3 separate regions of the Homo sapiens genome follow, and regions 2 and 3 are each linked to region 1. A link is a contact called in ENCODE Hi-C or POLR2A ChIA-PET data. All regions are on one chromosome and are shown on one strand. The core of a region is the stretch at or near the end of the contact, and the rest is flanking DNA. Distances in the headings are between cores, read along the strand shown. Region 1 has its middle 17 kb from the start of OR5K1. Region 2 has its middle 14 kb from the start of OR5K2. Region 3 holds the start of OR5K3 (olfactory receptor family 5 subfamily K member 3).

What was found. Hi-C counts contacts between places; a loop is a spot of excess contacts on that map. ChIA-PET counts read pairs that join two places held with the same protein, here RNA polymerase II (POLR2A). Pooled maps may share reads with other maps.
Region 2: a loop to region 1 is called in a map of mammary epithelial cell, with 6 times the contacts of the local background. The contact joins two enhancer-like sites. A Hi-C loop is called at or near these places in 1 of 168 maps with a recorded cell type or tissue (mammary epithelial cell), 1 of 37 single-sample maps with no recorded cell type and 1 of 50 pooled maps. POLR2A ChIA-PET finds 5 or more read pairs at or near these places in 1 of 52 experiments (Caco-2).
Region 3: a map of prostate gland shows a loop between it and region 1 (3-fold over the local background). The contact joins the promoter of OR5K3 here to the enhancer-like site in region 1. A Hi-C loop is called at or near these places in 2 of 168 maps with a recorded cell type or tissue (endothelial cell of hepatic sinusoid and prostate gland), 1 of 37 single-sample maps with no recorded cell type and 1 of 50 pooled maps. POLR2A ChIA-PET finds 5 or more read pairs at or near these places in 2 of 52 experiments (activated B cell and activated T-cell).

The regions. Positions count from the first base shown.
Region 1 is chr3:98,444,395-98,448,130 of GRCh38, forward strand. No RefSeq gene overlaps it. Among named protein-coding and RNA genes, the nearest start is that of OR5K1, 17 kb to the right of the region's middle. RefSeq lists enhancers at 1,047-2,246, 1,525-1,664. Within about 2 kb of position 1,662, at least 3 of the 41 ENCODE cell types and tissues checked have a DNase peak (open chromatin) inside an H3K27ac peak, as active enhancers do.
Region 2 is chr3:98,481,890-98,485,433 of GRCh38, forward strand. No RefSeq gene overlaps it. Among named protein-coding and RNA genes, the nearest start is that of OR5K2, 14 kb to the right of the region's middle. Within about 2 kb of position 1,987, at least 3 of the 41 ENCODE cell types and tissues checked have a DNase peak (open chromatin) inside an H3K27ac peak, as active enhancers do.
Region 3 is chr3:98,388,852-98,392,344 of GRCh38, forward strand. OR5K3 (olfactory receptor family 5 subfamily K member 3) reads left to right here and starts at 1,815. Exons shown (of 1, transcript NM_001005516.1): 1 at 1,815-2,780. The coding sequence starts at 1,815. The coding sequence ends at 2,780.

The DNA.
Region 1 (3,736 bases), core at 412-2,911:
TCTGTCAGGGAACATACTCACATTTTACACCAACATATATTTTATGTAAACTAAAAATGTAAGACTCAAAATTAAATACAAATCAAAGAAATAATCTTAGGGAAAAAGAGGACTTTATTAATGCCAGAGCCAGAAGTCATAAATAGAAATAATTAATGTATATGATTCTCTTAAACACTCGCTGTTTACCCTCAATCTATTTCTCAGCTTCCCCTTCTATTTCTCGGCTTCCCCCGGTCAGTTTTGTATCGCAATCAAATTGCCTTTGTATGCTATATTTCCCAGAATTTCTTTCAAATGACTTCTGGCTAGATTTTCCCAGTGGCAGACACTAATAAGAAATTGGAGAGTGGAGGATATAAGCCACAATATTTCTTCACTCTTTGTCTGCTATAGGCAGTGTCTCTAGCACTTAGCTGTATCCCCAGAGAGATTCCAGCTTCTGCAGAATAACCTCTCCTATGGACAGAATTCTGAGTTCTGTTAACACCAGTCCTTCCAGTAGGAGCTTATCACAGGTTACCTTGTTTGAATTTTTACTTTTCACACCCTTTGTAATTATTTCCTGAATTGCATTTTCTCTATTTAAATCGTTGGCAAGGGCTCCGTTTTCCTGAGTATACCCTGATACAGTGACAATGTAAAACTTTAAAACTTCTATATGTAAAAACAAACAAACAAACAAACAAAAAAAACAGTTAGACAAATAATATTATAAGAAAAATATTCAGGACATTTATGGGAGAAAGGGAAATATTAACACCTTTGATGTATAAGAGGCTCTTAACACATCATGATGAAAAAGGCAAACATTTGAATAAAAGGAAAGATCAATAGACATTTATCAAAGAAGAAATACAAATGGCAAACAAGTTTTGGGGTTCTATCTATTTTAATTTCCTGAAGCAAGGAAAAAGAAGAAATATCAGTGTGGCAAAAACTAAAAAGGATGATGTTAGTCAGTTTGTTGGTGGTGTAATAGAGCAGAGACTTTTCCCAGATTAACTCAATCTTTCTGGAGAGCACTTGAGCAAAGTAGATCAAAAGCCTTTACAATGTTCATACCCTTTGATGCAAATATTTCATTTCTATTAGACTAGAGATTCAGGATATATTTAATGGATATTAATTAGTAGCTTATTTATAATAGAAAAATTGAATTAAGCCACATACCCATTAAAAGGGAATGAATTTAAAATAGTGGTACATATTGATTATGCTTAATTATATAATTTTTGCTTGCTGATAAGGACAGATTTCTCTAATATGTTAAGTTAAAACACTCTTTCCAATATGATTCCAAGTTTCTAAAGCAATAGGAGAAATAATTCTGAAAAGATATCAATTAAAATGTCAATAATACTTATTTTTAGTTAGCCACCAAGTGTGTATATTTCATAGATTTTTAAGTTTTTTTTAATATATTTCTGGCTGTGTTTTCTTTTGTTTCATTTTTCCTATGCATGGTGTATAAAAGTTACAATTTTATGATAAAAACTTTTCATTTTGAAAAAATGTAAATACATAAGGAACTGGTAAATACTGGCTTTCTTTCTTCTGTCCGTAAAGCTACCTTCACCTACTGTTTTGAATGCCAGTGTCAGAGTGACATGTCCAGACAGATCAGGCAGCTTGATTCAGCATCCAGTCCTCTGGTTTGAAAGCCAGCTTGAGTCAATGTGATGGAATCAGTGTCTTGCTCATTTCTTAAAAGAGGGGCTGGACTGTTTCTCCCAAACACCGTGGGTACGAAATGGCCAATCATAGCCGTCCCACTTTATCCTCTATAGATGTGCTTTGATCCTGGGCTCAATTAGAGCTTCAGCAAGACTCTACAGCGGTGAGTAATAAAATCAAGCAACAGGTTATAACCAGCACAGGAACTTCCAGATACACCTACACAAGAGGAAGTGAGACTAGGTAGGAGAACAAAAGGGAGAATAGAAGTGGAGAGCAGCTGTAAGTAGAGAGGGATGTAGAGAAGGTGGAGAAATGGGAGGTAGTAGGGATAAACATAGAGATGGGAAGAGGGAAAATGGAAAAGAAGGTGAGGCAGAAGAAAAGGATATATAAAATGAAGAAAAGTGCTGTACATTAGAGGATATCAACAACTAAGGTGATTATATTACACAGGTGGATAAATAACAATTCATCGATACACAGAAGATTTTTATACTATATCCCAAGTGTATTATATCTTAATTTTTAAAAATACATAAAGCCTCAGCTGTAAACTCAGGGTATGATGGCTGAAAATGCCTTGGTAATTAAAGAGTTGAGTCAGAGAGAATCCATTCCTGCTAATTGGAAGCAAAGTAAAAACAAATAAATAAAAAAACAAATAAATAAGAAAACAAAAAAAAAGAAAAGAAAAACTATGGCTTCTTCCAAAAACAATATCACATGGAAATCCCTTTTCAGTCTTTCACCTCAGGGTTGGATGTTATCATCACCATCAAGTTTATGAATATAAATAACTTTATATTTATATTTGTATATTAATATAATATATTGATATTGCTATTTTATATCGATATAAATATAAATAAAAGATTCTAATACAGAGTACCAAAATACATTAAACAGCCCAGTTTATAGGTGCTTCTTTCTGTTTTTGTTTTTTATTTTTACTCCAGACTAGAAAAAAAATTGAAGATTTTCTTGGGTACTGCTCTTGGAAAAGAAATTAAGCTCACTGAGAATTATTAAATCTGTGTATGACTTGGTTAATTTTAACTTTAACTGGTTAGCTGGGGAGATTTGCCTAAATTAATAATATTCAGTGAAAGTTTTAGTAAACCTGAATGTCCTCACTGGAGACTTTATTAAAAGTTTGGCCCCTCAGAGATTGGAAATTGGACAAGTTCCATAACTGTAAGGAGGTTGTGTTTCATTTGTAAGCAATGCACAATGGATGTAATTAGGAACTAGACAGGGATTTCTGGTAAAGATACATTAGTGAGACAGAATGAGAAGAGCATTTGAATTGAGTCATCCCTTTGGGCCAGAGACATCATTAGCCAGCAGAGCTGAAGTTTACTCTTTGAGGATCACATTTTTATTATATGAAACAGAGAACCCTAGAAAATCTCTCCAGAAAGCTGATTTTTTTAAAATAATTTATTTTATTTTAAAAAAAAACCCTACAACAATCTAACCTCAGACAAATCACCCTAGTGCCCTGTCTCCAACGTAATCTATATCAAATGTTTATTTCGTAAAGTATCTCTACACTCTTCAGCGTTAAAATGGTATAGCCCCTTTAGTGAAGGACCTTGAATTGGTTTTGGCCTGAATTCCTTTTAGCACCATCACACTGTAATAATTTAGTCAATAACTATTCCTTGCTCTTCTTCTCTTATATAATGTTGTGAGGGCTTTCAACTACAAAAGCACTCAGTAACAACCATAATGGCTCCTCTTACAGAGAACTTAAGATTTTTACAAATCTCATTTAATAAAACTCCCACAACAAAACCCCAAAGTTTCACTTTCAAAGAGATAACATGACAGTTGAGTAAGTAAGGGTTGAATAAGAAAATATAAAAAAACAGTGCTGGTGAGTGTGTTGTCCAGTCCAATCTTACTTTGAGTTTCTCCAAAAGCAGACTTTGAGAAAAGGATAGGGGTGCAAGTAGTTTATGTGGTTAGTAATTCAAGATGCATAATGAGCATGAAGAAGTGAGATAGAGGAAGGAGGAAAGCCCATTAATGCATTAATAAGTAGGTTATATCT
Region 2 (3,544 bases), core at 737-3,236, 38 kb after region 1:
TCTTCCTCAGGGGCAGCAATTATTCTTAGGTTCCATTGCTTAACATAATCACAAACTTCTTGGAGGCTTTGGTCATTTTTCATTTATTCCTTTTCTTTTGTCAGATTCAAAGCCTTGTTCAAAGGCAATTCAAAAGCCTTGTCTTCAAGCTCTGAAGTTCTTTCTTTGACTTGTTTAATTCTATTTTTGAAAGTTAGCAGTGTATTTTGCACTTCTCTAAGTGTGTCTTTCATTTCTATAAGTTGTGATTGTTTTTGATTTATGCTACCTATATCTCTGGAGATTTTTCATCCATATCCTGTGTTATTTTTTCATTTCTTTAAGTTGGTTTTCACCTTACTCTGGTGCCTCCTTGAATAGCTTAATAATCGACCTTCTGAATTCTTTTTCTGGCAATTCAGAGATTTCTTCTGGGTTTGGATCCATTGCTGGTGAGCTAGTGTGATCTTTTGGGGGTGCTAAAGAACCTTGCTTTGTCATATTACCAGAATTGTTTTTCTGGTTTCTTCTTATCTGAGTAGACTATATCAAATGAAAGATCTGGGGCTCAAGAGCTGATATTCAGATTCTTTTGTCCCACAGGGTGATCCCTTGATGTGTGCTCTCCCCCTTCCCTTAGGAATGGGGCTTCCTGAGATTCTGACTGCAGTGGATGTCACTGCTTTTCTGGGTCTAGCCACCCAGCAGCGCTACTGAGCTCTGGGCTGGTACTGAAGAGTGTCTGCAAGGAGTCCTGTCATGTGATCCATCTTCAAGTCTCTCAGCTGTGGATACCAGCACCTGGGCCAGTGGTGGTAGCAGGGATATGAAGTAGACTCTTTGAGGGTCCATGGTTGTAGTTTTTAGTGTGCTGATTTTCTTGAATGTTGGTTGTGCTAGCAGTGAAGTTGTACCTGGACAGACTCAGGACCTCTGGTTAGCCAGGATGTTTCGGTGGTGGAATTAGCTGTTGTTTTCTCATTTCCTGGAGCAGGACTTTTCTTTTATGAGTTGATATAATCACTTGAGTGTGTTGGCCTCCAGCCAGGAGATGGCAGTTTCAAGACAGCATCAACTGCAGTAGTATAGGGGAGATACAAGCTTGCTCTAATGTCACTTGGATAAATATTTGGGTTTCTCAAGTGATGGGCAGGGCCACAGAGCTTCCAAAAGATAGTATCTTTTTTCTTTGGCTATCAGAGTGGGTAGAGAAAGACCATCAAGTAGGGGCAGGTTAGTGGTGTCTGAGCTCAGACTCTCTTTGTGTGGGACTTGCTGCAGCTGCTGTGGGTGATGGGGGTGTGGTTCTCAGGCCAATGGACCTATGTTCCCAGGGGCATAATGTCTGCCTCTGTTGCATCATACAGGTTCTCAGGGAAGTGGAGAAAGCTGGCAATGACAAGCCTCACTCGTCTCCTATGCAGCCAGCAAGGACAGTCTCAATCCCACCATACCCCACCAATAGCACCTAGTTTATATCCAGGCAGCCAACGAACAGTGCTGGGATATTGCCCCAGGCTGCATGTTTTCTAGCTGAGAAAGCAAGCAGGGCTTTCAGGCCCCACCCCTCCTTACCTGCCACAGCTTCTGTGCTCCTGTCTGTACTTCCCATTCCCTCCACCCAGGATTCTGCCCAGGAAAATTTGCACTTGGTCAAAATTATTACAAAGTTCAGCTGAAAGTTTTCTTCTACCTGTCCTTCCCCAATTCCACTGGCAGTCCTACCCAGTGACTTCAGTGAGATAAAGTCAGAAATGGCTTCCCTGCGAACCAGGAATACCTACAGGGCTTTTTCAGTACTTCTTCTACTTTTATATTTTGTTCAGCTCTCTAAATTCTTTTCAGCTCTAGGTAAGGTTAAATTCTTCTCCCATGATCTGGGTTTTCAGGTTCCCCGGTGAGGATGTGAGGATGTGTGTTAGGAGGTGGACCTTCCCCACTCACACTTTGGGCACTCACACTTTTTCAGCTGTTTCACAAAGTTTGCATCAGCAAGCTACTTCTTTCAAAAGGTCTGTGGATTCTTTCAGTTTTCCTCGTATGTTCCTGTGCTAGTTCTTGGAGTTCTTGGACTCACTATGTGAGTCTCCATATGCTGTTCTGTCCATCAGAGAGGGAGCTGCAAGTTAGTCCTGCCTCCTGTCTGCCATTATTTTCAAAAAAGAAAAACTAATTTGTAGAAATGTTTAATGTTGCTAACACTTTCTTTTTACATTTTAATTATTGAGGTATTACCTAAATCTTAATATGCCATTTCCTGTCATCCAGGATGAATTGCCAACTAACTGAGTATCCAAAGTTTGGTAGACTCGAGAATATTTATTTTATACATTCATCTCTGGGGACACCATATATCTCCCTTCCACAGATCATGCCCCTTCAGATCATATTAGTCTTCAATTCCTACACATTTCCAGCTCAGGAAAAGTGCTCTAGAGTTGGCCCTGTTTATTTGTACAAGTATGCTTTATCAGCAAGCCTATTTCAACATTTAATTTAATTTTATTTTATTATTTATTTATTTATTTTGAGACTGAGTCTCACTCCATTGCCCAGGCTGGAGTACAGTGGTGTGATCTTGGCTCACTGCAAACTCTGCCTCCTGGGTTCAAATAATTATCCTGCCTCAGCCTCCCAAGTAGCTGGGATTACAAGGGCCTGCCACCACACCAGACTAATTTTTGTATTTTTAGGAGAGACAAGGTTTCACCATTTTTGCCAGGCTGGTCTCAAACTCCTGACCTCAAGTGATCCACCTGCATCAGCCTCCCAAAGTGCTGGGATTACAGGTGCGAGCCACCATGCCCAGCTAACACAATTTTAAATGTTGGGTCATAAGTGATGCTGATTAAACATTTGAGAAGTAGAATGTAATAGCTATAGCCCATTCAACTCTAGAGTCATACTAACTGTTGAAATATTAATTTTTCAGTTTAATATAACTCTCAGGTAGTAATTGTAATATATTAAGATGGGACTGTATTAAGATTATGTACAGGAGGAGAAAAAAGTTATATGTAATACTAGGAAATTGTTTCTGTATCAGAGCAAATAAAAGACCTTATTCTACCTTTTGATGTGTCAGTCTTGCCTGTCTTTCAAAGATTTAAAACTGATATTATGATGAATTACTTCTATCATTTGAAATCTCATAAATGTGTTTATTTAAATAAAATTTAAAATAAATAATAAAATTTTAACTATTTGAAAATATAATTTTCTATTTCTTTTTCAAAGGGAATAGCCTTGTTAGTGGGCTGAACTTATTCCTTTCTTCAAAAGATACGTACTAAATTATAGCAAGAAAAAATGTATGGGGTGATACAAAAACAACAAAAATATACAATAAATTAACTACCTGTATTCAAAAGATATCTCATGTGCATATACATAATACATATATTCATAACTTAGTTCCATTTTCTGTAGCTCTTGAGTCACAAGTAGAAGAGGTTACATTTTCCTACAAACATTTATATTGTCCCGATACTATCAAAATGTATTCATCCTCCTTGGTCCTTGGTAGTTAATGAATAACCCACTTTCAAAACTTCAGAAAACTGAA
Region 3 (3,493 bases), core at 565-3,064, 55 kb before region 1:
TACCTCTGAATTATTTAGTATCTTTTATTGTTCTTAAATTTCAGCTTTTTTCTAATCTTTCTAGCACTTTTCAAAATTGAATGCTATGAAGAACTAGGATGAGACACAATACTGCAATTTGTCTGACTTTCTGATTGTAACAGAATTTCAAAACACATAAGTAAAGTTACAAAGAAATTCTGTTAAATAATTTAGGCATGTACATAGAAAGTTATTGCTAACTTAACTGACTACATGGCTTACATTTATTATTTTAAAACGAATTAATAAAATAGTCAGCCCATGTTTTTGTTTTAATATTTTGAATATAAAAACATGTCTATTTTGACCATAGAACTTATATGATTTGAATTATCAGTCAGTATGTCCTAATGAATCACTATGCAGGGAAAGGAAATAGCCTTTTAAAGCAAAACAAAATTTGACTTCAAAAATCCTATTAAGATATAAAGGATTTTCTCCTTTTTCCTAAGTGTTAGAAGGCTATAGTATAAAGGTGAGCTTGCTTTTACTTAGTAGCTTTTAATCTGCTATAGTATACTTCAGAAAATCTTATATAATTTTCTGAAGAAACAGAAAAATGGTAGAAAAGAGTCAATTTAGATAAAAGAAAGACACCTAAAATTTTATGTAATGATTTTATATATTTCTTTGTAGACTTTCCTTTAAAGCTAATAGTCTGCAGAAACCAAAGAATCATTAAGGATCATTAGTAGAATTCATAAAGCAACTTTACTCATTCCAGGTCATCAGGGTGGAGCTAATACTGAAATTAATACTGCCTTTTCCCCCATAGTATTTTACAGCTCTTTTCACAGAAGTATAAATCACAACTAACCTCAAAATGCTTACAATATAAGAAAATTGAATAGACTGACATTTTTAAAAAGCAATGTATATATAGGCAAGAAATTCTGAATTGTGTGGAGTATATAAGAGAGCATCTACCGTTCGGAAAATGGAAATCTGTGTGGACTGGGGCAATTAGTTAAAACTTTAAGTAGCATTATATAAAAAGTATTCCTTATCAAAAGGAGGAAGGATTTAGGCATGTAAGAGAAAATCAACAGGAATAATAGAATGGATAGAGTCAATGTTTATGAAATGGGTGTGACACTGGGGAAAGGGATGAGACAAGTGATAATCTACGGATGTTTATTTCTTTAAATCTCCAAGATAATTTTCTTTAAAGATAAATATTTTCCTCCTCAGTTCTTGGTGAATTTCATACAGTTCCTAAGATATAAATTTAACATATCTGTTATATGCTTTTTTAAAACATTCAATCTACTGGAAGAATATATAGAAATTATTTTCTTGGAGAGAGATGTGTGTGCGTGTGTGTGTGTGTATATATATATATATAGCCCCATATAATATATATATTCTATATTATATGACATATATATATATATTATAAATTTGTTTTAAGGAGGATCTTCAATACAAAACTGACAGTGAAATTATTTGAGAACAATGAACCAGATAGGGGTCCCCTAGTTTTTTATGCTATCCTTGCATAAATTTATAAAGATGAACCATTTCCACTTTAAACATCTTCCCTGGAATTATCAAAATATCCTTGTGAATCCTAAGGGTCAGAGCTTGAGGTCACAGACACTGACACTTTAGGAGAACAAATGTCCCCTAGAAGTATGTGAGGATGTATTTAGAAACAGCAGGGGAAATATGACAAAGAAATTCCTCTACTTGTTGTAAAAAGGAAAAAAATTGAAGGAACAATAATATGCTCTCAATTACAATCAATTACAATATTATAACCCCTCATTCATCTCTCAACAGACAAGGTGGAGATGAATAAGGAGAATCACTCCTTGATAGCTGAGTTCATCCTCACAGGATTTACATATCATCCAAAGCTGAAGACTGTTCTGTTTGTGGTGTTCTTTGCCATCTATCTGATCACCATGGTGGGGAACATTGGTTTGGTGGCATTGATTTATATAGAGCAACGTCTTCACACACCAATGTACATATTTTTAGGCAACCTAGTTCTGATGGATTCCTGCTGTTCCTCTGCTATTACTCCCAAGATGTTAGAGAACTTCTTTTCTGAGGACAAAAGGATTACCCTGTATGAATGTATGGCACAATTTTATTTTCTCTGTCTTGCTGAAACTACAGACTGCTTTCTTCTGGCGGCAATGGCCTATGACTGCTATGTGGCCATATGCAACCCACTGCAGTACCACACCATGATGTCCAAGACACTCTGCATTCAGATGACTGCAGGAGCCTACCTAGCTGGCAACCTGCATCCCATGATTGAAGTAGAGTTTCTGTTGAGGTTAACTTTCTGTGGGTCTCATCAAATCAATCATTTTTTCTGTGATGTTCTTCCATTATATAGACTTTCTTGTATTAACCCTTATATCAATGAATTGGTGTTATTTATCTTGGCAGGATCAATTCAAATCTTTACTATAGTCTTAGTTTCTTATTTCTACATCCTTTTCACAATATTTACAATGAAATCCAAGGAGGGAAGAGGCAAAGCTTTATCTACTTGTGCATCTCACTTTCTCTCTGTGTCAATATTCTGTGATTCCCTTCTCTTCATGTATGCTCGACCAGGTGCAGTTAATGAAGGGGATAAAGATATACCTGTTGCTATATTTTATACTTTAGTTATTCCTTTATTAAATCCTTTTATTTATAGCCTAAGAAATAAGGAAGTAATAAATATTATGAAAAAAATTATGAAGAAGAGAAAATTTTGTCACATTCTGAAACAAATGTCATCCCCTCTGGCAACTTGATAATACTTTATTTTAAATCAAGGGATAGTGAGGCAGTTTACAAGGCCACTTTGAATATAAAATATTAAATTATTTAAAAATAATGATATAGGAGTTCAAAATGTTCAGAAAGGAGAAATTCCTGTAAAATATACTTCAAAATCTAAGCTACTAGTGTTCATCAAAAGTGAACTAAATTATTCATGAAGTCTCAGATTGTGTCAGAGTGTAATTAGTTACAATTTTCAGCAAATCCAACAAATACTAGGAATAAATGTCAGTACATATAACGGTAGTGTGCATTTACTATTGTTGGCAAATTTCTGGAATCTTAAAGCATAATTTTACGAACTCAGGCACATTCCAAGTTCTCAAACATTAGTCCCTTTTTAACCAGAATCATCTGTGAGAAGTAAATTGTCTGTCTGAATTTGATTCTAACTTTTTTTGAGTTCTTTCAAGAGATTGCTTGAAAAATTATTCATGCAGAATATGTATTCTCTAATCAATAATATTTTCATATTTAGTGTTAGTCATTAGTCATTTTACATTCTCAAGTTCTATGAAACAGAGTACCTGTATTGATTGCTTTTCCCTTTCTATAATGCCATAATTTTAAAAATGTATTTCTGGGCTTGGCACAGTAATCTGGGCTTATGCCTGTAATCCTAGCACTTCCAGAGGCCAAGGCAGGTAGATCACCTGAGGTCAGGAGTTTGAAACTAGCCTGGCCA